Linked DNA regions of Homo sapiens: regions 1 and 3 are each linked to region 2. A link is a contact called in ENCODE Hi-C or POLR2A ChIA-PET data. All regions are on one chromosome and are shown on one strand. The core of a region is the stretch at or near the end of the contact, and the rest is flanking DNA. Distances in the headings are between cores, read along the strand shown.

Evidence for each region. Hi-C counts contacts between places; a loop is a spot of excess contacts on that map. ChIA-PET counts read pairs that join two places held with the same protein, here RNA polymerase II (POLR2A). Pooled maps may share reads with other maps.
Region 1: a map with no recorded cell type shows a loop between it and region 2 (4-fold over the local background). The contact joins the enhancer-like site here to the promoter of MAP3K14 in region 2. A Hi-C loop is called at or near these places in 4 of 37 single-sample maps with no recorded cell type and 8 of 50 pooled maps. POLR2A ChIA-PET finds 5 or more read pairs at or near these places in 2 of 52 experiments (T-cell and activated CD4-positive, alpha-beta T cell).
Region 3: a map with no recorded cell type shows a loop between it and region 2 (8-fold over the local background). The contact joins the promoter of GRN here to the promoter of MAP3K14 in region 2. A Hi-C loop is called at or near these places in 2 of 37 single-sample maps with no recorded cell type and 4 of 50 pooled maps.

Annotation. Positions count from the first base shown.
Region 1 is chr17:46,144,438-46,148,312 of GRCh38, reverse strand. The region is part of intron 2 of KANSL1 (KAT8 regulatory NSL complex subunit 1); the gene reads left to right. Among named protein-coding and RNA genes, the nearest start is that of KANSL1, 47 kb to the left of the region's middle. Within about 2 kb of position 2,077, at least 3 of the 41 ENCODE cell types and tissues checked have a DNase peak (open chromatin) inside an H3K27ac peak, as active enhancers do.
Region 2 is chr17:45,315,250-45,318,993 of GRCh38, reverse strand. It overlaps MAP3K14 (mitogen-activated protein kinase kinase kinase 14), which reads left to right and starts at 1,974. Exons shown (of 16, transcript NM_003954.5): 1 at 1,974-2,034.
Region 3 is chr17:44,343,357-44,347,164 of GRCh38, reverse strand. GRN (granulin precursor) reads right to left here and starts at 1,863. Exons shown (of 13, transcript NM_002087.4): 1 at 1,831-1,863. RefSeq lists enhancers at 1,591-1,740, 2,892-3,808.

The DNA.
Region 1 (3,875 bases), core at 828-3,327, 830 kb before region 2:
TGATTTATGTTCCTCCTCTCCCAGTTCTCTTCAAATCATGAGAGTGACCCTCTTAAAAACTGCTTTCTTTCGGGGGAGCGGTTGTTGAGAAGAATCATGTAACTATGTAAAAAGCATGTCTGTTTGGTACACTATTTGCTAATGTCAGAAGTGTTAAATAGAAATAAAATTTCCACCATAGTAGCTAATTATTATTTAGTGTGTGTCAAAACTGTGTGCTAATTACTTTTTATAAACCATCGCCTTTAAAGTCTTATAACTTTTCTATGAAGTAGGACGTTTGTGTCCCTACCTCCTCTGTTTTACCATTGGGAAAACCAGGGCCCAGAACGAGTAACCACACAAGTTCCACAGCTACCAAGGTCAAGGTTATTTCTACCCTAAATACACATCTTTAAATTTTATATTCATCAACAACCTAGTACTTAAAAATTCAGATTCCTAAGCCTTTCAAGGGTTTTGCCTGTGATTCTATTTTTGATCTTTGTACCAAACTTCGAGAAAATACCGTCATATAGTCTTCTATTAACAGCAGTTGCCTCATGTGGAGAACACCTGAATTTTACTTACAACTTCTTCCAATGCTGACCCATTTTGATTTTTATAAACATTTTGAAATATTTGTTAAGTTGGTCAAGCAAGAGATAATGTGATTATGTAGTATCTTATCAGTTGAGATCTTTCTCTCTCTCTCTGCCTCTTTCTCTCTCGCTCTCTTTTTTTTTTTTTTTTTTTTTTTTAAAGAGTCTCACTCTGTCACCCAGGCTGGAGGGGTTAGTGGTATGATCTCTGCCCACTACACCCTCTGCCTCCTAGTCTCAAGCAATTCTTCTATCTCAGCCTCCCGAGTAGCTGGCACTACAGGCGCATGCTACCACATCTGGCTAATTTTTGTATTTTTTGTAGAGACAGGATCTTGCCACCTTGCCCACACTGGTCGTGAACTCCTGAACTCAAGTGATCCACCCACCTTGGCCTTCCAAAGTGCTGGGTTTACAGGCATGAGCCACCACCCCAGTCTGGTTGACGTTTTTCACCTCCTTCTCTTTACAGCATATTCAGAAATTTTAAACCAGTAATACGAAATACATATATTGGTTGATTTTTCTGTTGTATTTTAAGCATATTGACTTTTTAAATCGGATCATATTTTTGCATGCAAGTACTATGGCTTTTCAAGGTCATTCTGATTTGAAACAACACATTTCTTAGTCAATTCATTGGCTCTTTACCCCCTTTTAAAATTTTTTATTTTTTATGTGATTTATTTATTTACTTATTTTTAGTGATGGAGTCTCACTGTGTTGCTCAGGCTGGGCTCAAGCAGTTCTTCTGCCTCAGCCTCCTGTGTAGCTGGAACTACCTAAGGATGTGCACCACTGTGCCCAGCCAGATCTTCACCTTTTCCAAAAAAAGAAACATCTAAATGTGAAACCTTTTAGGCCTGTCAACTTCTTTTTTTTTTTTTTTTTTTTTTTTTGAGACGGAGTCTCGCTCTGTCGCCCAGGCTGGAGTGCAGTGGCGGGATCTCGGCTCACTGCAAGCTCCGCCTCCCGGGTTCACGCCATTCTCCTGCCTCAGCCTCCCAAGTAGCTGGGACTACAGGCGCCCGCCACTACGCCCGGCTAATTTTTTGTATTTTTAGTAGAGACGGGGTTTCACCGTTTTAGCTGGGATGGTCTCGATCTCCTGACCTCGTGATCCGCCGGCTTCGGCCTCCCAAAGTGCTGGGATTACAGGCGTGAGCCACCGCGCCCGGCCTCAACTTCTTGTGATAGACACATACAGAATTTTTCAGCTACTCTCTGCCTATGGGGTAGCCCTACCTTGCAGGAGCAGTCCAAAAAAAATTTTTTTTTTCAATTTAGGATCAGTGTAGAGGAAAGAGCCCTGGACTATCATAAGACTGAGTACCAGCTTGGCCAGTCAGTCACTTTGTGACCTTGATTAAGCTATGTAACCTTTTCAAATTGATTTCCCTCTCTGTAAATAGAGCTGATAAGATGGCTTGCCCTGTTTCCTGTGGTTTTTAAAGAGGATCAAATGAGTGCGTGAAAGTTCTCATGAAAACTAGACGTCTATTCAAATATGAGGTGGTGGTATTCTCAGAAGGTCATAGATGAATGATGCATTTATTTTAGTGCTTTTCACAGTTTAGTCTCAATACTGAGTGCTTACTGAGGGGTTGTATGGAGGCACACTAGTTGTTTCTTTAGGAGATGTCTTTAGCTGCTAGAGTAGAGAACAAAAGAATGAGTAAAGAGGCTTCAGAAAAGCTAGTATGGGCTGGCACGGTGGCTCACACCTGTAATCCCAGCACTTTGAGGGGGCCAAGGTGGGAGGATCACTTGAGGTCAGGAATTTGAGACCAGCCTAGCCAACATGGTGAAACCCTGTCTCTACTAAAAATACAAAAAATAGCTGAGTGTCATGGTCGACGCCTGTAATCCCAGCTACTCGGGAGGCTGAGGCAGGAGAATCCCTTGAACTCAGGAGGTGGAGGTTGGAGTGAACCAGGATTGCATCACTACACTCCAGCCTGGGTGACAGAGAGTCACTCCTCTCAAGAAAAAAACAAGGAAAAGCTAGTATGGATGGAGCACCTCCATGCTCATTTCCTAGAGCTTATGTTTTGTTGTTTGATTTCCTAGTTCATAACAGAAGGGGTTTTGTAAGCTGACCTAGCTTGACAATCCTTTTTGGGTTTTTTGGTTTCAAACATGATCTTATAAAATTATTTAGTGCATTAAAATGTAGACCCAAGTAGCTGCTTAGCTCTTGAGAAAAGGCTGTGTTTCAGTTTAGCACAACAGTGTTTTCAGGAAGATAACTGTTCTAGATAGCTCTTTTTTTCCAAAATTCTTGATTAAGGTTTGGGGAATTTAGAATTATCTCCAGCTATTAAATTATCAAATTGGTTAAGTAGAGGTAGAAAGTTTATTGCATAAATCAGTAGATTTGTCTTCCAAAGAAGCTTATGAAATAGAAAGGGCCAGGAGGTATACCTGTAGTTGAAATATGGGATGGGCCCATAGAGAGTGAGTTGGAAAATGATAGTAAGTGGTTGAACATGGACTTTAAAGCATGGCATGCTCTGAAGTCATATTAGAAAAGTCCTTTGCTTTCATGCAAAACTAGTCTCCGTGGCTTTTCATTGTGTAGATCGGGTTAAAAGCAGAATATAAGAAGCAAGTTTTTGGATGAGATGATAGAACTTAAGTAGTACTTGTCTGTCAATCCTAAAAGAATTATTTCTGGCCAAATCCTCTCCTCTAACCACCAAATAAGGAGCTTGACTTCATTCTCACTGTTAAGAATCAGAAACCCAGTTTAGAATATCCAACTCCTGGTGAACTTTTAAAAATTAATATATATCTTGATACTTTATAATCTATTGTGTGGCATCCAACGAATGTGAGGTAATCTGGGGAGTTAGAAATGCCTTGCATTTCGTGTGGAAAAGGTGTAGTCGTAAGTTTGGCCTGGGAAGGTTAATACTGTCTTTGCACATAGAAAGCTAAGGGCAGTGTCATCATCATTTGTTTGTGAGGAGGGGACTGAAAAAGCAAAATCATCACTACTAGCCTATTCTAAAGGATCTTAATCCCATTACATTTTTCAGATTTTTTTTTTATTATGTAGTATCCCCTGGATATAATCTTTTTGGTGAAGGGGGATGTCTCTAATTTCCACGTGGTACCCCCTGTCATATACAGGTTATGTATCTGGCAGTCTACAGCTGCAATTCATGGCTGTTTATAAAATTTCACCAGAACTTGTCCTGACGTCCTTTTACTTTTGTAAATGATTAGAAAAAATGCTGAGCCTGAGTATGTATTTTTGTATTAAGAGTTCATTTAGAGAGTCCCAGAAAT
Region 2 (3,744 bases), core at 725-3,224:
GGGAGAGGCAATAAGGGCATCCAAGATTGCCGATACCAACCTGTACATCTGGCCAAGCTCTGCCTTTCCCTGAGTCACTGAAATGCAAAACCCTAGGGGTGGAAAGAGATTTGGGGGCCACCAGTCCAGCTTCTTTCTTGTCTGCCATCTCCCAGCTAGTCAGTGGCAGAGCCAGGGTGGGCGCCAGAGACTGTTTGGCTCTAAAGCACGGACTCTACGGGAGCCACAACCTCAAATGCTCCAGGGGCCAGACAGGTGACATAAGGTTAGATGGTTGGGTGGCGGGAACTGTAAGGAACCGCAGGCTCTGCTCTAAGGCATTCAAATTCAAATTTAAAAAAATATTGGGCCAGCCAAACAAAGCATATTTCTGGCCTGGGTGAGTGAATGAGGCCCTCAGGTTGTGAGTTTTTGACCACTGCCTAAATAAATGGTCTTCCCTATTCCCCAGCAGAGATGACTGTTTGGCACAGATATCCAGAAAGAAGAGTTCAGCTTCGGACTGTCTGCAAAGTAGTCTCAAGCAGATGGTGGTCTTTGCTCAAACACTTCCAGAGATGGGGTGTTCCTTACTTTTCAAGACAGCCTTGGGTGGGGCCTGCCTATCCCCGGACTAGAGCCACTCACCACACCTACCATGGACCCTTCATGGAAGTGGGATGCCCAGGGTAGGAGTACATCTTTTATTTTGCAATAAAAAAAAAAGTTTGGATTTTTTTTTTAAAGGACTGCCTCACTCTGTTACCCAGGCTGGAGTGCAGTGGCACGATCATGGCTCACTGTAACCTCAGACTCTCAGCCTCCCCTCTAGCTGGGACTGCAAGTGCAAACTACCACGCCTGGCTATTCTTTTATTTTTTTGCAAGGACGAGGTCCTTGCTATATTGCCCAGGATGTTCTCCAACTCCTGGCCTCAAGCGATCCTCCTGCCTTTGCCTCCCAAAAGCGCTGGGATTACAGGAGTGAGCCACCGTGCCTGGCCTGGAATTTATTACAAATAAAATACAAGCTCAGTGTGGAAACACTAGATAATACAGAGGGGCAAAAGTTAGAAAAAGTTTCTATACCTTCCCTACTCCCCACCCCCGACCCCCATTCAGAAAGAAGCACTGTTGACACTTCAATGCATATTCTGAACTCCAGGTCCTTTCTTTGCATACATCAAGCTCTCATCCTCTTGCTGGCTCTGTGGTCTGCAAACCCAGAGAGCAGATGCTTTGCTCAGCGCTCGTACCACGCCACGCACCCACATGCTCTCTTTGTACCTGGGTTTCAACCCACAGGTCGGGCCCCTGTAAGCCCTTGGCTCCCCAAGCTTCTCGAGGGCAGGCACTGTAACCTTCTTTACTCATTCCAGGGATTCTACAGGACCAGGCACACGGTAAGAGCTCAATAAAAACGTCTCTACCCCCACCACCTCCCGCCTCAGCCGCCACCGCTTGGCAGCAGAGAGGAAGCGGAACGCGCGCGACCCACGAGGGAGAGCGCCTCGCTGTCTCCAAGGTAACCGAAGTCAGTGGCAGGGAGTGCCCACGCATGCGCACACTCGCCCTTCCTTCCCGTAACCTCGAGAACGCAGCTGGTAAGACTGCCAGAAGCCGAGGGCGCATGTGTGGTTCCACCAACACCCTAGTCGCCTCCGCCTTCTGTCAGTCCGCCCGCCCAGCGATCTCCCTTCTACAAACATCGTCCGGAAATAGTGCCCATTTCTGGAAACCAGGCCTCGTTAACCAATCGTTGCTAGGGAGCGGGAAGACGGGCTTGCCGGGACGACCGTCTCATTGGTTGGCGTAGGGGAGTGGGCGGGGCCACGGGTCGCGGTGCGGCCAAAGAAAGGAGGCGCGAAGCGAGGCAAAGTTACAGCCTCCGGGGGAGGCGTGGCCCCGGGGGCGGCCGAGAAGGCGAGGGGGCGGAGCCCGGGACCGGGGCGGGGCGACCACGGGCCGGGAGCTCAGCGGTCGGCGGCCGGCGGCGGGAGATCGCGGGCGAGCGGAGCGCAACACTCGCTTGGTTGGGGAGATCGGCGCTTGGCCGGTAGGTGACGGGGCGGGACCCTGGGGCCCGGTGCGAGGCGACCAGGGAGCGGCTGGGATGGATCGCCTCTCAGCCCCGGGCTGGGCTGCGGCCTGGCCCCTCGCCCCGGAGCAGTGGGGTCGGCGGCCAGGCCAGCGCAGTCCGACGTACCCCGTCCAACCCACTCGCAGCGGTCCGCGGGCGCGCCCTCGCACGCGCTGCCGGTGCCGCGCTCGCCCCGGGCCTCCAGGCCGCGCACTCCTGCTGGCCACACGCTGGCTCCGAGCGCGCGCAGGGGCCGCCTGCTTCCCCTTCACTAGTGCCCCGCGCCGCCGCCAGGCCCGCCCGCCTGCTCTGCGCCCCAGTGCCCCCAGGATGGAGCTCGCCTGCCGCGGGGCGGACGTGTCTCCTGCAGGAGTGCGCCCTGGCATCTGCCCTGGCGTGAAACCCTCCCGGCCTTTCATGGGAAGTTCTCAGGTCACACCTCAAGGCGGGGAGCAGGAGCTAAGCCTGTCCTCAGCATGCAGCGGGGCAGTGCTGGCCGCCCGCAGCATCCTCCCTCCGCCCTCGGACCCCAGTCCTCCTCTGTAATTCTTCTGGGCTCTCCAACTCGGGACTTTATCTGTCGGTTCAAATATAACATTCCCATCTTGGAAACCCATCGTGGCCCTGGCATCTTGCAGCCACTGGGCACCAGGCAGAGAGGGGCCACTTGTACGTACGTTTCCCACCTGCCCGGGAGCCTCCTTAGTGCTGGGTAGCTTCAGAAAAAGTGTTTCCTTCCTAGTCGAGGTTAAAAAGTTGCTCTCGGCCCTAAAGGGTGGACTGGAGGTATGAATGAGGGAGAGGATAAGTGGTGAAAAGGTACATACATCAGCAAAGTAAATGGTAAAACTACTTTTGATCGCTGGAGACAATGAACACCAATGACTTAATTAAGGACTTTAAAAGCACATGAAATTAAATGATTAGAGTGAGGTCATGATATAAAATAGGAGTCTGGAGTTTATTCCAAGAAAAATGTTGGAAACCCCTTGACTAGAAACATGGTCTTTCTGAAAGATTAGAAGGAGACAGTATCTTAACATTAGTGATGTGTTTTTTGCTTAGTGTCTTCATACCTGTGAGCTCCGTTTTCCTTCAGATGGCTGTGTGGTAAGACAGATTGTAGTGTCTTGTTTTATGGGCGAGGCACCTGAGGCAGGTGTGTATGAGGGAGTGGGGGTGGTATATATCTTGCCTGATGCCTCATAGCTGGGACTAAGGATGGGTCTTTCCCAGAATCCTAGATCAGGACCACATTATAGAACTGAGATGCAGAAAGGAGGGAGAAGTTTTTGGTGTGGTTTTTATGCTCTTAATGTGAGAGGACACTTAAAAAGTGCTTGCCTTACTTTGGTTGTGTTTGGATTTACTCTTGGTGTTTTTTAAGTGATATCAATCAGTTTCTTTGGAGCGATGCCAGACCTCTGAATTTTTCAGACACCTTTCGGACATCCTTATTTATTTTGAAGGGTGTGGAGAACTTCTCAGAAGATCTCAAAATAAAAGTAATCGTCTCTGACTCTAATTTTAGAGATAAGTACCCAGGTATGTGTACCAGCTCTTTGTGAAATCAGACAGCAAGACGCTGCCAAGCTTCAGGCCATCTTCTGAGTGTTTTCTGATTATAAGAAGCAGTTCTGAAGGGGGTTTTTTGTCATTGGTATTGTCTGTTAAGAGTTTGTGGGA
Region 3 (3,808 bases), core at 614-3,113, 970 kb after region 2:
TCACAACTATTTACATGGCATTTCTTTTTCTTTTTCTCTTTTTTTTTTGAGATGGAGTCCTGCTCTGTCACCCAGGCTGTAGTACAGTGGCGCGATCTCAGCTTACTGCGAACTCCGCCTCCCAGGTTCAAGCAATTCTCCTGCCTCAGCCTCCCAAGTAGGTGGGATTATAGGTGTGCGCTACCACACCTGGCTAATTTTTGTATTTTTAGTAGAGATGGGGGTTTCACCATGTTGGTCAGGCTGGTCTCAAACTCCAGACCTCAGGTGATCCACCTGCCACGGCCTCCCAAAGTGGTGGGATTACAGGCATGAGCCACCACGCCCAGCCGACATGTCATTTCCATTGTATTAGGTATAAGTAATCTAGAAATGATTTAAAGTATGTATAGGTTATATGCAAATATTACACCATTTTATCTCAGGGGCTTGAGCACCCACAGATTTTGGGGTCCTGGAACCAGTTCCGTGAAGATACCAAGGGACACCTATAACACGTCACACATCAGGTCATGGTGACGTCAGGCTTTGATGGCCCCAGAGCGTATTGGACCTGGGTTCATATCACTAGTGGCACGATGGGCAGTGCCTGGGAATGGTGCAACAGGTACAACAGAAACAGGGTACAGGGACTGCCTGAAAATCGCACTTGGGTCCTAATCCTAGAATTGCCAACTGTGAGGGCCTGAGAAGTTGCTCTCTGTCTGTGCCTCAGTTACCCCACGAGTCTAGGTGTGGATACCACTGCGGGGGGAGGGGCAGGAAATCTCACCCACCCAGTCACTCACATCCTCTCTGCTCCACCTGGCTTTCCTCAAGTGCCCCTCCCCTAACTCAGCATCCCCAAGAGGCCACCTCCTGGACAGATAAGGATGAAGTTCACTGGTCCTGGACAGTGGACCCTCTCCTCAGCCCCACAGCTCCCAGGCAAAGCACCTGCAGCTGGCACCGCCTGCTTCCTGGGTGTTCTCAGCAGGCTGTCCGCTGCCATGGCTTGCTGGGAAGGGGAGTCTGTCTGCACAGGAGTGTTCGGCTCCCTGGTGAATTACCTGTGCATGTGGCCCCTCCTGTTTACCCTAAATTGAGGGAGTATAGTGTATGCTTCTACTGAATACAAGCACTCGCATACAGAAACAGGGATGAGGAGGCGAGTCGCAGTCTCTCATGCCACCCTACACCGCCAAAACAGCCAGAGGGGACAGCAGCCTCTTCAAGACCCTAGCTCCGTTATCTTCCACTAGGTGGCACCCCCCAACTCCGAGTGCCAAGGGGAGAGGAAATTCCCAAAAGGGGAGCCAACCTAGCTGCAAATGAGCAGGAAAAAGTGGCTGGGAGAGGCGGAAGCTAGCTCGTCCCACCCGCAACAAGAGGAAGTAAGGAGGAGCCAGACCAGGTTCAGTCACCACTCCCAAGTCCCTACTACCTTCGAGAAGCCAAGGTCTCAGGTCTCGTTCCCAGGCCCTCGGAGCTCCCAGCCCAGGGTCGCGCGCCCCTCCGGCTCCAGGCCGCCGCGGGAACCACCCACCACCACCAGGAGAGGGGAAGAAGCCAGCACCTACCGACAGGGGTGGAGCTGGGTCAAGAATGGTGTGGTCCCTGCTTTGGGGGAATGCTGGGGAGGTAGAAAGCCCCTTCTAACGGGGCGTCACTGCAATTACTGCTTCCTCTTTCCCATAAAACTCCCCCTAGTGTATCAGAACCCCCAAGGAGTTTCAGTAAGCGGTTCTTCTGTTGTCTCCGGCTGAGACTCCAGGGGAACCTCAAGCTCACATGGCCCTGGCGGGCCCCTGGGCAGGAGCAGGCGAGAGGTCTGCGCGGCCGCTCTCCTACCTGCGTCCGACTCCGCGGTCCTTGGGCAGCAGCAACCGGGTAGCGCTCAGACTACAGACCCCAGCGCGATGACCCGCCTACCTCAGTTTCCATTGGCCAGGGATCAGGGCTACCCGCTCCCATTGGCTACTTATCAATATAGAGGTGGGGCCAGCCTGGAATGCTGTGTTTCTTTTCTACTCAAATCACTCTCCTCCCTGCTTCCTCTCGCCCCACACCCCATTTCTAGGGATCATGTGATTGGAGAATCATGTGACGTCGGGACAGCCTCAGCAGGGCAGCTGGTGCTCGTCGCCTTCCTTAACCCATCCTGCAGGCGCCTGGGGGAGTTTGCTAGAGATGATAGCGCGTGTCTGGGGCATTGACAGTGCGAGGGAGTGTTATGAATTGGGAATATTTGTGCTCGCCTTTCTATCCTTTTGTTTGTTTGTTCTGAGACGGAGTCTCACTCTGTCGCCAGGCTGGAGTGCAGTGGCACGATCTCGGCTCACTGCAACCTCTGCCTCCCGGGTTCAAGCGATTCTCCTGCCTCAGCCTCCCGAGTAGCTGGGACTACAGGCGCGCACCACCACGCCCAGCTAATTTTTGTATTTTTAGTAGAGACGGGGTTTCACCATGTTGGCCAGGATGGTCTCGATTTCTTGACCTCGTGATCCGCCCACCTCGGCCTCCCAAAGTGCTAAGATTACAGGCATGAGCCACCGCGCCCGGACTTGTGTGTTTGTTTTAGAGACAGGGTCTCGCTCAGTCGCCCAAGCTGATCATAGCTCACTGCGGCCTGCAACTCCTGCTCCCAAAGCGATTCTCCTACCGCAGCCCCCCAAGGCGCTGGGATTACAAATGTGAGCTACTGAGCTGGCTCGCTCCTATCCTATCCTGCCCTGTCTTGTCCTGTCCTGTCCTGCCCTATTCTGCCCTATTCTCCAAACTCGGTTGACATGCTAGGCAGGCCCCAGAGTGAGTTGAAGGATGGTTTCCAGGACAAAGATAAACAGCCCCAAAGCCCTTTCCTCAAGGTGCTCAGCAGGACAGGGAGCAGGGATTGGTGGGAGACAGTCTCAGGCTGAATCTAATTTAAGATACAAGGTTGTGCGCCAGTTGCCAGGTGTAGGGAGAGGAAGTAGATTGTCTCCAGGTGGGGAAGAAGAGATTTCATTCCACCTTAGGAGCATCTCCTTGAGCTGAGTCTGGGAAGATTTTAACTGGCAGGTGGAGGAGGAGGTGTTGGGAAGAGCCCTGGGAAACCAGATGGGAAGGGCAGGCTTGGCAGGGATTGAATGCCATGTTCAATGCCAGTGGGCTTCAGGAGCTGCTGGGTGCCTGGCACGGGCTGGGCTGTGGTGGGGGCTGTCGAAAGAGAAGTGGCTTCCTAGTCTCCAGATCGGCCCTGCCTTCGAGGAATTGATATGGGAGGGTGAGGAGAGAAAATGTACCACAGAACAGATTAGCCAGTGACAAGAGTCAGCCTGCTTGGTGCCAAAGGGCCTGGGCCAGGCAGAGATGGATGATGGGAGATGGGCCAGGAGAGAGGAGAGGCCCAGGGAAAGCCTGATACTGGGCCGTGGAGGAACGGCAGTGTCTGCACAGGGGATGGAGACTGCTGCAGCCTGAGCAAGGAACTGGAGCTGAGGATGAGGCAGGGGCAGGGGGATGGCTAACCAAGCTCGAGGCAGCAGAAGTCGGAGGAGGGAAAGGGTGCCAACCGAGCTGTGGAGTCGTGTGGCAGGGGTTCTAAGCCTGGAGCTAGAGCAGACCCAGACAGCGGATAAGACACCTGGCCTGCTGAGGACCTAGTACTAGTCTGTGCCCTGGTGACACATTTGTGCTTATTTTCCTTCCTGTGTATCTTGAGACTAGGGAGTATAGTTTATGCTTCTATTGAAACACACACACACATGAAACTTTCATGAAATGTTAGGTGAATCGATCAATAACCTACTAATTACAACCACCCAGAACCAGAAAAAAATACAGGTAG